3 separate regions of the Mus musculus genome follow, and regions 1 and 3 are each linked to region 2. The links are chromatin loops, found by intact Hi-C in ENCODE. Cell type or tissue: left cerebral cortex. All regions are shown on one strand.

Region 1 (2,500 bases), 85 kb before region 2:
AAAATTGTCATTAACTTCTCTTGTTTTGGAGACATAGCTCTTTTTTTTTTTTTAAAGTGGAATATGTATCGTATGCGTAATCAGACATATGGGATGTTTTTGTTGTGGTGGTTTAAACAACAACTTACAGACATCCATTTACATTAGGCACTCTACACATTAGATGCAGTCATTTCAGTAGTCTTGAAAAATGTTAAATGTGCCCAAGTGCCTTAGAGATCATCATCTAAAATGGTACCCAAAAATTAATTGTAAAGATTTTACGTCCCAGGATGCCTTTAAAGGGTAGAGCAGTGAAAACGTAGAGCAAAGTTAGACTGCGTATTTAAATTCGAAGAGTCACCTCATAGAAATGCCTGTCTTTCTTTCCCAATGAATTTGAGCGGTGAGCTATTTATTATTTGTTATCTTGGCTTTGATTTCCTATCTCAGCAATCTATTTGCAATACAAACTTCTGTATTACTCATAAACTCAAGAGCTACTTATTTGCAGGTAAATATTACGTATGTATATATTTTATAAATATCCACAAAGACATATTTTCCTTTTCTGAAATATTGAACCAGTAGGAATTCTGATCATCATAGGGTTGACCCAGTCATTTTCTTAAAATTAAGCTAATTTCTTTTTCTTCATATGTTAATAACTAACATCTATAATATAAAAGGTTTTATAAATGTTTTCCATTTCTGGGAAGAATCATAATATGGAAAATAGAAGGCAAATAATTACTAGCATCTTAATAAAGTACAAAATACCTTTAAGTAACATTATTGACATTTTTCATTTAAATTTTTTTATTGAAAAATATTAGACATTTTACCTAAATACCCTTACAGGATAGTGAAAAATATCGGTAAAGTCTGAATCAAGTATCTTCTATAAGAAATACAAACTAAGGTAATATAGAATTTTTTCATACAAAAAAGTGAAGCTTTTTTTATACCTGCAATTTATTAGTCACTTGGCTTTATGTATTTCCGCATACACCAAATATTAGCTATTACTAAATTAAAATTTTCCGACCTATACATTTTTAAATAGATAAACAACTTTTCAGTTTAAAATAATAATATCAGCATTTCTGTTTATTTGACTCCATCAAAAATTGAATCTTGCTGGGTCACTTCAAGTGCACCTTTCCTATTTCCATTTGAAATACCTTTCAAAGTTTTTGTTTAAGGCAAAAACACCCATCAGCCCAACCTAATTTAAATGCAATCAAATACCAGGAAGTGTTGGGGGGGATTTATAAAAAAATCACCGACCTGTTCAAACAGCTGTAGTCGAGTCCTGGCAGTCTTTATTCATTAGAATCCAAAATAAATTGATTATCATTTTACAGTATGTGTCAGCATCACGGAAGGCATCGTTCTTCCTGGTTCAGTGGAATCTTCTTACATTTCCCGGCCCCGTGTTTTATTGCTGGTACCATATGCTTTATTGTTCCGAGACAAGAGCTTCCCTCGCACAAAGACTCATTACCTACTGCTTGCTGCACGGCATCAGCCTCAGCCAGGCTGCCTATATGTGATCACATGGAGCTCTGTCTGAGCAAGCCAGCCTTGCTTCTGACTTCACTGTGTCTATGGATATTTTTATCAGCTGACTCTACGAGAAGGAAGAAAACAGCAGATAAGGGACTTGCCCTAAGACATTAATGAAGCGCGATTAGGGAAATCCCCATACTAGATTTTATTATTGAAAATGATTCGACAGCCATTTAAAAGGGGAGAACTAGATTTTATTTTAAATAAGAGTTTATATATATATATATAAAAAACCACTACCACCAACAACAAAAAACTTGCTCAAGCCATTTCCTACCTTGTGTTTCTGAAAGTACTATTTATAAATACCATCCAATCTAATGAACCAATTGACCACACATTTTTAACCTTTCAATTGCAACTATTTCTTTTCTTGGTTCCCCCAACCCCCACTAAAAGGCCAGAGGCTGATTCCCTCAAAATTTCTTCCAGTAAAATTCCCATCACTAAAAGATACAACATGTGAATACAAATAGAGACCAATTGTTTTTGATTCGGAGGATGAGAGGCTTAGACTCTCTTTACTGAAGTACATAAATGAGGTAGGTGATTAATTTATCTCCTCAAAAGGCAACACATTCCTAGAACAGCTGACTACAATGAACAACAAAGATCCCAAGTTAAAGAACAGATGGCTCTTACTAATTCTTAAAACCGCAGTAACTTATTTTAGACAGCTTACCTCAGTGGGGCATATGGTTTACCTCATCTGATTTTAATGCTAACAAGTCCTTCCAGAGATGATTTCTCGACATTTATGGGAACCTTTGGCAGCTTTGATACTGTTTCAATACACATATACTATGTATGTCTGAGTACATCCACACCAGCTTTCCATAACTAAAGTCTCAAAACTTGAAAATCAATTACAGATCTTCAGACAAACAAACAGACAGACAGACAGACATACAAAACCTACATGGCTGATGGAATTTGATTTAAAATTCCA
Region 2 (2,500 bases):
GTAAAGTCAAAACTTTAGGCGTACTAACACATAACTGCTGTGAGGCTTTTGCCAGCAGTGTGTAGTGGAATTTCTTAACTTGACGTATCTGATGCATAAATGAAACGTGTCGGTCAGACCCTACTTTTCACAGCAAAGTCTCGTCTTTCTCAATTAGGCTTCCGTGCTTTTAAAGGAAAACCGTCCCGTGCATGTTGACAGCTACCGATAGATCTTTACTTCATCACCACATGGAAGCTTCACATTTGCTGACAAATGCTGCAGCTACTCGGCACCAGATGCACAGAACGAAGAGGGTTTGCATGCACATAGATCGTTCATTCAAAGTCTAGGCTAAAAGAAACTATAAACAAACAAACAAAAAAATCATAAGCTCCTTGCTGGGTCCTAAATATAAAGACCCCCATACTGAATCCAGTATGTTCTGAGAAGGCTCCATTTTCTCAGGACCTGTGGAATCTATCAAGCTTTGCTCATGCCTCCTTTGGTTTCCATGAACACAGCCTGATAAAAACACACAAAGACACAGGATTTTATCCGTCCGTTGTGCGTTTGCTTAGATGGCTAATCCGGAAAAGACAAGTTCCTCAGGGTTTTGTGCCTTTTGTATTTAAATCGGAAAAGGGTTTTTGCAAACCCAAGAGCTGCTCATCTAGGCTTCCCGTAGTCACTCGAGGGACAGGTTTTTCGGGAAGCGCCTTTAGGATTCCCACATTCCCTAAGATGCTTCTACTAGAACCGAGCATTTCCCTTTAAAAAAAAAAAAGAAAGAAAGAAAGAAGGAAGGAAGGGAAAAAGAAAGAAAGGAAGGAAGAAAGAAGAAAAGAGAGAAAGAAAAGAAAAATAAATTTCTTTTCGTCTTTTTTTTTCTCTTACCTGTAAATATGGTCTCTGTACTTGGGCTCCAGCAGAACACACTGAGAAGAGCTCACTCCGCCCTTCATCCATCAGGCCGCAGCCAACCAATAACAAAAGCCAGATCCTGGCGTCCTCCAGCTCTTGCCGCCTGCCTGCTCTCAGTCCTTGCTCCCTCCCACCTCGAGCTTTTAGAGGACAAATCCCTGCAGCAGAGGGAGGAAGGCAGTGGGGAAAAAAAATGAAAAATGGAGAGACAGAACAGAGAAGAAAAATATTTCAAACAACAGCCAGCTGGAGTCAAAAGTCTTGTTTTGGATGTAGGAAATCAGGGTTAATCTATGCCTTGCCCACCATAAGTCAAAGCAAGCACCGAGGAAAGCCTAGGTAAATCGCCTGTTTCCCCTCACCCTACTGATTTTTTCCCTTTAGTAGAAAAAACATATACACGTCCTCATTGCACGTTTTGAGTTATAGGCAGAGAAAGAGACTGACCATCAATATTGCCTTTTCAAAGGATCCAAGGGAAATGAATCAAGCATGACATCTCTTACTGGTGACATGACAACCTCTGCTTGGCAGTGTTTCTATTCATAGTTCTGGGGCCAGATCAGCAGAATACACATTTTTCAAACAGAGTAGAAGAATATTCAAATAATTTGGAGTTGTGTGGTTTGTACAACTTCCGATTCCTTAGATAGCGGCATTAATTTGTGAATACTGGAGCTTGTTAAAGATTAAAGAGGCATCGGCCACTTGGTTGCAAAGCCCCAAAATGGCTAATTGGACTCTAATTTTGCTCTAATAACCCTGGGCAAAATCATTTCACTTCTGAACTGAAAGGCATAGCATGAATCAAAGAACAATTGAGGAAAACATCAGATTAGATTTATTTAAGGCAGCAAAGCAAATTCATATGCAGCTTTGGGGAGGGGGGGAGGAATTGCTTTAAGAGAGGTCTCACTAAGCTGCTGTGGCTAGCCTGGAACTCACTAAGTGAACTACCTAGGCTGGCCTCAAACATAAAAGAGACCTGCCTGCCTCTGCCTCCTAAGTGCTGGGATTAAAGGCCAGTGATATCACAAGTAGCCAAGAAAGCTAATTAAACGAATGAACAACAACAGACCCTAATAAAGCAAACCAGTATTCTTTGTATTTAAAAACGCTACTAATTGAATCAGGGAGAGAATTCAGTGGGCAAAGGCTCTTGCTCCCAAACCTGACAACCTGAGTTTAATCCCCGGGCTCCATGTATTAGAAAGAGACAATGACTTCTTGAAAACTGAACTCAGATATCTACACCAGTGCCATGGCATGGGAACACACATACACACACACACACACACACACACACACACACACTTAATATAAAATGTAAAACTCGCTGCTGATTGCAGTCATTTGATGAGATATTCTAAGAAAGCTTCCTTGAGAAGACATGAATTGATGGTTGTTTTCTTTTTATTTGTGGTGTGTGTGTGTGTGTGTGTGTGTGTGTGTGTGTGTGTGTGTAGGCTCTAGGAGGAATCTAGAGTTGGACGTATACGTTGTGAGCTGCCTGAGGTGGTTGATGGGAAATGAACTCTAACCCTGTAGAGGAGCTACAATCTCTTGAGCACTGAGCTACATTCCCAACGACTTTTCC
Region 3 (2,500 bases), 54 kb before region 2:
GAACATGGGGACTTCCTTCTGTCTGACCTCTCTTTCAAGAACACCGATGATTCCCCTAGACAATTCCTCTACTGGCAAATTCTCCAACCTCTTTGTGAACTATAGCTGGACCACCATCACCAATATTTTGTACTTTGGTTCCCAATTACCCAGTTCCAGTTTTTTTCTTATATTTTTATATAAGAAAATTTATATTCTATATATTTGCTAGACACAGAATATTTATATTTTATATAATACACTTTTACAAAATATATGTGTGCATATATAATATATATCTATTAATTACTAATTATCTTCATTCACTAGAAAGTTAAGCCACTCAGAAGGCAGATTTTTCAATTCTTTCATTTATTAATATGTTCAAAGTCCTAGAACACTGTCTTGCATATAGCAGGAGTTCAGCAAATATATATTGGTTGAGTGACTTAAAAACACCAAATTTATTAGAGATGCAAAGTAAGTTCAGCCCTGGTGTTTTGGTGTATTTCACCTTCATCAAGAGACTGTTAGCACAATCCCGATTAGGGAGAAAATAATTCAATCATATATATATCATATATATTCAATCATATATATATCCCGGTATAACCTCTTAAACTACAGCTGAATGATTCTAGTTATATAGCAATAATCACATGTCCAGTTTCACATTCTGGTTAAACTTCAATTAAATGCTGACAAAAATCTTAGGTAAACCAGTAGACTAAGCCTTATGCCTACCTTTATTAAATAAATGTACTTTAATTTGTATACCCTTTAAATAAGCATTATATTCTACTGATTTAAGTGTGAAACAATTCGATAGAAATTCCATTGATTAAAAGGAAAATAACAAATGTGATTACAGAAGCCCTATCAGGCAAGTGCAGCTTGCAGTCCAAGATGTAGGGCTCACATCCGTTAAGTGTTTACGGAAGATAGATGCTACAACCTGGTCTGGCAAACAAGAGGAAAATCCCAAAGCTTCAAATTAAATGTGAGTCAATTGATGGTTCAGCCGTCCAGGAAACCAGATAACTGTCACCCTCAGCCCACTCAGAAAATGACAGAGACACGTGACATTCCTCAACAGTTCATGAGAGACAATTGGTTGTCTGATTTGTTTCAAGGGGTCAGGAGCTCTGGCTAGGTAACCCCAGATTCTTAGTAAATTCAAAACAAAAATATAGTCCCAGCTTATTGTTTGTTATTTAATACAGACTTACTGTCAGAAGTCTTGGAGACTGGCTATCTCTGTACAGTTGTGTTTATTCCAACAGATAATCTTGTGACTCTGCTGCCGCCTACTGATGAGGTAGTTTCTTTCCTTACAGTGAGAACAATCACACATGCATTAAAAGGCTATTGTATTTTAAAATGTTTGCTTCATTCATTCATTCATTCATTCATTCGCATAGTGTGCATATGTGTGCATGGTTTTGGGTGTGCATTTGCCAGAGCACATGTGTGGAGATAGAGGATAACTTGTAGGGTTGCTTCTCTCCTTCTATCCTCTGGGTCCCAGGGTGAGGACATGGCGTGACAGACTCAGTAGCAAGTACCTTTGCACACGGAGTCCTCTCACCAGCCCTGGATTACATTACAAGTATCACTACATATACTTGGAAAATACAAATAACCTTCCTCTTTAACATTGCTCATATTAGATATATCAATGTAGTGGAATACTATGCAGCCATTACAAGCATGAGGTCATTGAGTATTTTGCTGATATAAGGAGAATTTTTACAATATATGGCAAATAAAAAACCACCTAATATTACATTTATTGTTACACTGTGATTTCATGAAGCCTTTGTTGTAGTATTATGTTTAAATACACACACACACACACACACACACACACACACACACACAGAGAGAGAGAGAGAGAGAGAGAGAGAGAGAGAGAGAGAGAGAGAGAGAGAGAGAGAAATCCTTCACTAATCCTGACAGAATGCACAAAAATTGATAAGTTTTACAAGACTCCAGAGTACTAGAATATTATGTTTTACCAATCTGTGGGCAGACATTTGTTTTTTCCTTTTTGTTTTATGGAAAGCTTCATCTCATGCTCAAAGGCCTAGTTCTAAGAACTCTCTCTTCGGCCAAGTCAGGCAGGTATACAGACAAGTTCCATCAGGGATATGCGGCATTAGGTGTATAATTGTCTCTAGCAAGAGATGGACACTAGAATAAAGCATCAAGAGCTTGGGAGGAGAACAGAAGATCTGAAAACCAGTCTTTGAAAATTCTCAGGACTGCTCGTCTTACTTTCTTGTGGCTGGGATCAAATACCCTCACAAAAGCAGCTGACAGAAAACCATCACAGTTACAGACAAGAACATCCACCACAGTGGGTAAGATGGACAGCAGGTAGCATGGCATGGGGGCAGGGGTGGGGGAGGCTACCTGGTTACTTTGCATCTGTACCCAGGAAGCAGACAATGAATATGAAGTGTGGCCAAGCTATAAAGCCTTAAAGCTTGACCCTATGACCCACTTCTTCCAGTGAAGT

Evidence for each region. Peaks named below come from ENCODE experiments on the same cell type or tissue, not always from the same donor. Only the 100,000 strongest peaks of a DNase experiment are listed, where the experiment ranks them.
Region 1: a loop joins it to region 2, with 6 times the contacts of the local background. A loop is called at or near these places in 6 of 42 quality-filtered maps.
Region 3: a loop joins it to region 2, with 2.2 times the contacts of the local background. A loop is called at or near these places in 2 of 42 quality-filtered maps.

The regions. Positions count from the first base shown.
Region 1 is chr2:65,929,160-65,931,659 of GRCm38, reverse strand. The region is part of intron 3 of Csrnp3 (cysteine-serine-rich nuclear protein 3); the gene reads right to left. Among named protein-coding and RNA genes, the nearest start is that of Gm52514, 1.9 kb to the right of the region's middle. In left cerebral cortex, no CTCF peak of the experiment used is centred here; DNase peaks (open chromatin) are centred at 254, 1,501 and 2,196; H3K4me3 peaks cover 1,746 bases; H3K27ac peaks cover 2,500 bases.
Region 2 is chr2:65,844,261-65,846,760 of GRCm38, reverse strand. Csrnp3 (cysteine-serine-rich nuclear protein 3) reads right to left here and starts at 994. Exons shown (of 7, transcript NM_153409.5): 1 at 877-994. In left cerebral cortex, no CTCF peak of the experiment used is centred here; DNase peaks (open chromatin) are centred at 224, 484 and 997; H3K4me3 peaks cover 1,455 bases; H3K27ac peaks cover 1,876 bases.
Region 3 is chr2:65,898,448-65,900,947 of GRCm38, reverse strand. The region is part of intron 3 of Csrnp3 (cysteine-serine-rich nuclear protein 3); the gene reads right to left. Among named protein-coding and RNA genes, the nearest start is that of Gm52514, 29 kb to the left of the region's middle. In left cerebral cortex, a CTCF peak has its summit at 1,284; no DNase peak of the experiment used is centred here.